Regions from separate parts of the Homo sapiens genome. Here region 2 is linked to region 1. Evidence: chromatin loops called from intact Hi-C (ENCODE). Cell type or tissue: PC-3. All regions are shown on one strand.

Region 1 (2,500 bases):
GTGCACCCCTTCATCCTCTCTCCCCCTTTCCTCCTCTACCTCTGTATTCCGAACTCAGAAGCCCAGGTCACACCCCACTTCTTCCTGGAGGCCTTGCTGACTGCCCCCGGCCTCTGATCTTCTTTCCCAAATTCCTGGTGCCCCTTGTAGCTCTCTGTCTTACCCAAGGCTCCCATGCAGGATCCTTGAGAAGGCTCCTGTCCCTTGGAATTGTCACTGACTCCTTTCTTTCATCGCCCTCAGGCAACACAGCAGAAAACTATCTTCAACTCCCTCGAAATTTATCCAGGACTACCTCTCGGCACCTCCACTGCTATTCCCCCACCCCCAGGCCAGTCCATTGCCACCATGATTTCTCCCAGGACTGTCCCAGGAGCCACTACACTTGCCTCCCTGCTTCCACTTTGCAGCCCCTCCACATGGAAGCGGGCATGCTCCTTTAAAAATGCACATCACAGCCAGGTACAGTGGCTCATGCCTGTAATCCCAGCACTTGAGAGGCTGAGGCGGGAAGACCTCTTGAGGCGAGGAGTTAGAGATCAGCCTGAGCAACACAGCAAGATCCTGTTTCTGCAAAAAATTAAAAAATTAGCCAGGCAAGGTGGTGTCTGCCTGTAGTCCGAGCTACTCAGTAGGCCAAGGTAGGAGGATCACTTGAGCCCGGGAGTTCGAGGCTGCAGTGAGCTATGACTGTGCCACTGCACTTCGGCCTGGGTGACAGAGCAAGACCTTGTCTCTCGAAAAATAAAAATAAAAAACAAAGGACATCCTATCATGGCAGCCTTCTGCTTAGATTTTTTTCAAGGGCTTATCACTTTACTCCAAGTAAAGACCAGAGTCCTCACTGTGGCTCACCAGGGATTACCTTGTCTGACTCATTCCTGGCACTCTTCCTCTTCCCTCTGCTTCAGCAGCTGCTCTCTTTCAAGTCCTCCGATCTGCCAATCACACCCCTGCCTCCTGAGCTTTGCACTGGCGCCTCCTCTTGCCTGCAACACTCTTCCTCCAGATTTCCACATGGCTGTCCTCTACTTCTTTCAAGTCTCCATTCAATGTCACCTCTGCAAAGACGCCTTCCCTGACCTTCATAGCCTGTTTTACCACTGGATGATGTGTGTGTGCATGGGTGTGTTCTGTCAGAACATGAGCTCCTTCTGGCGGAGACTTTTTCTGATTCATTGTTGAATCCCTCAGTGCCCAGAATGCTGATCTGGAATATGGTATAGTGCTCAAAAATGTTAAATGAATGAATGGATGACACAGTCTCCATCTTCCGGCTACCTGAAAACCTGAACTCCAACCTGAATTCTCAGTTTGTCTCCTTGTGATAAAGAGCACCACTGTTCAAGGTTCTGGAGATTCCAATGTGTCATATCCATTGGCTGACTGATGGCCACATGGTGTATATCATCTATGTTATTTTTTAAGAGACAGAATCTCCCTCTGTTGCCTAGGCTTGAGTGGAGTACCACAATCATAGCTCACTGCAGCCTCGAACTTTTAGGCTCAAGCGATCCTCCCACCTCAGCCTCCCAAGTAGCTGGAGATAAGGAGTGGACAACCACGCTCAGCTTATTTTCTTAATTTCTTTTGTAGAGACGAGGTCTGGCTATGTTGCCCAGGCTGGTCTCAAACTCCTGGCCTGAAGGGATCCTCCCACCTTGGCCTCCCAAAACACTGGGATTATAAGTGTGAGCCATCATGCCTGGTCAATCTGCATATTTGATTTGAAAAGTGTCTCGTTTGCTCTCCCTCTACCATCAAACTGGCCGGTGGGACTGCTGGATTTGCACCAAGCTCCTCTGGCTGCCACCCTGAGAACTCCTTGTACCTGCTATAACCTCTAACACTACAGCAGCTGGCCAGAGTCTAGACTACCAGCTGTACATGAGGAGATTCTAGGAGAGCCTCTGGCAGGCCACAGTAAAGACCAGACCAGGAGAACCCTGACTGGCCCCAGGCCCCAGGGGGATCATCCAGGTGTACAGCACTTTCTGGATCACCTTCCAGACCACATGTACTATCTACCCCACTTTCTGGAGCTCCTCCACCAGTGGCACCATTAACTAGTGGTCTTCTGAATCCATTCCTCCAACCACATCAATCCTTTACTGCCCCCGTTCTGGTTGAATCTTGGAGCATACTCTCCACTCCATGTTCAAGAGTTTGGCTCTGACACTTACTACTGTGATGTTAGGGAGATGACTTACTGTCTCTGAGATCCAGTTTCCCCTTGCTTTAAATAAGACACAGTAAAACCTATGGATAGGGTTATTATAAGGATAATGTACTTAGAATACCTGGAACACTGCATGGTGTATAATACATGATGTTTGACGCATAATGCCAAAAAAAGGAAACAGACTAAAAGTGCCAAAAATGAATGCCAAAAATAGGAAAAAAATGATAAGAAAATCACAAATGAAACAAACCTATAAACTGTAATATGGATCCATAGCCCAGAGGCCACACAGAGTAGTGTGTTAAGAGCATGGACATG
Region 2 (2,500 bases), 96 kb before region 1:
GGATAGATACATGCAGTCGTATATTTAAGCTACTGACTCACATACATGTTAATGTCTGAAAGTATTTAAAAAATATGGAGGCGGAAGAAAAACAGTAAGAAGTGATAAAACATAACAAGTTTTCTTATTCTTTATTAGTTTAAAGGAAGCTAGAACCTAATAACAATACGCCACATACGGTTCAGAACCAAACAAAAGCTGCTTAGTTATTTATTTTGCATTTGCATTTTGTAGGAAGTGAGAAAAAAACAGCTCTATTGGGACTCAAGTTTATTTTCAATTAAAATCCCCATAAATTAGGAAATGTCTTATAAAACGGAGAAATTGGAAAAAAATGTTATTCAGAAAAAAACTTTCTTGAGTGTGCTTGTTTCCTGTAGCACCTTGGATTTTGTGATCAGTCTTTTAAAGATATTTTTTAAAAAATTCAACCTCTGTCTTCACATTTAGGACAGGGCATAACAGTGTCTTGTCCTTTCATGCAAATAAGAGGAAAAATTTATACTTGCTTAGTTTCGAGCATTGAAAGCACTCGCCCCTAATTCTGCCATTTGCTCATGTCCCACATGAATAAAAGGATACAGCTTAGAAACCAGGGCCTTGCTGCTATTGTATTTTTTTCTAATTAAAATTCAGAGTATTAAACACAGTTGAGTACATCCATGCATACATGACATACCGTCATCACATACCGGAAGCTCCAATCAAGAGCCCCGAGCAAAGCTCGTTTCATAACATCATTAAGATTCATTGTACACTGCGTTTCAGAAAGGCTTTGTCAAAGCAGATAATAATGGCCTGTCAGAAATGCACAAACAGAAATTTATATTAAATTGTCCTTTCCCTCCTTTTAAAATATGGGAATCTATTAATAGCTGCATTCCCGGTATAGGGGACTCAAGTCTTCAGTTAAAAAAAAGTCCCCAGCTTCTTAATATTGTAAGCTTATTACCAAAATAAGAGTATAAAAAGTTAAGTGAAAAATATTTGAGTAACTAGGTGGGGGTATTCCTGGGAATACTAATCAAATATAATGACTGTATCAAAACAAAGGAAGGCGGAGCTCAGGAGTGTGAAGGTAGATAGCATTGCTGAGTCACAAGGCGGAGTGTTTAATTTGGAACAAGTCAAATAAAAGCACTGCTTTCTTTTCCTTAGGAACCTTTGATACTCTTTATATTAACCTCAGAAAAGAAAGCTCTCTCATTTGAACATTTTTTTCTTTTATATCCTGCTGAGTGAAGATGCCTGGGGGGACAAACTTGACAGCTGGCTTCCCAAGTACAGGCGTAAATATGATGCTATCTGGGACTTTAGTGGTGAGAATTCATGTCTTTAGACTCGATATTTTTCTTTACCGTGCTCATTGATGACGCATATGTGCTGAAACAATAAAGGATTTAAACGCATCAGTTTCTTAACAAAATATGAGACACAGAAAAGGTGATGCAGTAATAACCGAATGCCATCCTGTAATTGGCTATTGATCATTTAAATAGAAATGTGTGTATTTATATGTGTGGGTAAAATCTAAAGAGACCCATTCAAGTGCTTGACAAAAGGTCCTTTGTGGTTTAGTTTGGAGATTCCTATTCTGAATCCGGCTCCCCAGGTCCCTAAAACCCAGAAATGCTGAGGGAGCTGTATGTTTAGCCCTGCTAGAAACAGAAGTCTCCTACTGGTAAGATGACAACTGCTTGGGTGAATGGAGAAATAACAGTGGCAAGCACAACATGGGCTCTTATTCAACCCTTTTTGGGCAACAAGCAAAGGGTTAGGAATATTTTGATTGAAAGCAACAGAAATGGGGCCAGGCTAATGTAAGCAAAAAAGGAGGATTTGGATGGGCTCAGTGGCCCCTGTCTGTAATCCCAGTACTTTGGGAGGCTGAGGTGGGAGCATGATTTGAAGCCAGGAGTTCAAGACCAGCCTGGACAGCATACGAAGACCCCATCTCTACAGCAAGTAAAAATATTAGCTAGGCATAGTGGCGTGTGCCTGTAGTCCCAGCTACTCAGGAGGCTGAGGCGGGAGGATCGCTTGAGCCTGGGAGTTCAAGGCTGCAGTGAGCTATGATTGCGTCACTGCACTCTAGCCTAGGTGAGACTGTGGAGTGAGACCCTGTGTCTTTAAAGAGGGGGGAGGGGGAATTTATTGGTGGAATACTGGGGTAGCTCTCAGAATCCAAGGATGAGCTGGGCAATGAAGCAACTAGAAGGCAGGAACAAGGGCAGCTCCAGAGACTTTCACCCATGGTGCTATGGATACTCTCTGGGGGCACTGCTATCCTAGTGGTTGAAGTCTGAACACACTCAGTCTCTGTGACTTTTGGTTTAAATTTCTAATTCCCAGGACAGAGAGACTGATTGGTCCACTATGGGTAAGTTGTCTACCTCTAGATCATGCAGTGTTGGTCAGGGTCACACAGCTGGGGTCCACACTGGGGGTCCACGTCTGTGTGGTGAGATCATTTCCCCCAAAGAGGGAAGAGTTATGAGCT

What was found. Peaks named below come from ENCODE experiments on the same cell type or tissue, not always from the same donor. Only the 100,000 strongest peaks of a DNase experiment are listed, where the experiment ranks them.
Region 2: it touches region 1 in a loop (2.4-fold over the local background); 5 of 110 quality-filtered maps call a loop at or near these places.

The regions. Positions count from the first base shown.
Region 1 is chr10:24,944,046-24,946,545 of GRCh38, forward strand. All of the region lies in intron 1 of PRTFDC1 (phosphoribosyl transferase domain containing 1), which reads right to left. Among named protein-coding and RNA genes, the nearest start is that of PRTFDC1, 7.3 kb to the right of the region's middle. In PC-3, CTCF peaks have their summits at 1,086 and 1,285; a DNase peak (open chromatin) is centred at 1,046; H3K27ac peaks cover 1,251 bases.
Region 2 is chr10:24,848,509-24,851,008 of GRCh38, forward strand. It overlaps PRTFDC1 (phosphoribosyl transferase domain containing 1), which reads right to left. Exons shown (of 9, transcript NM_020200.7): 9 at 106-1,383. The coding sequence ends at 1,336. Among named protein-coding and RNA genes, the nearest start is that of PRTFDC1, 100 kb to the right of the region's middle. In PC-3, no CTCF peak of the experiment used is centred here; a DNase peak (open chromatin) is centred at 1,193; H3K4me3 peaks cover 1,456 bases; H3K27ac peaks cover 2,500 bases.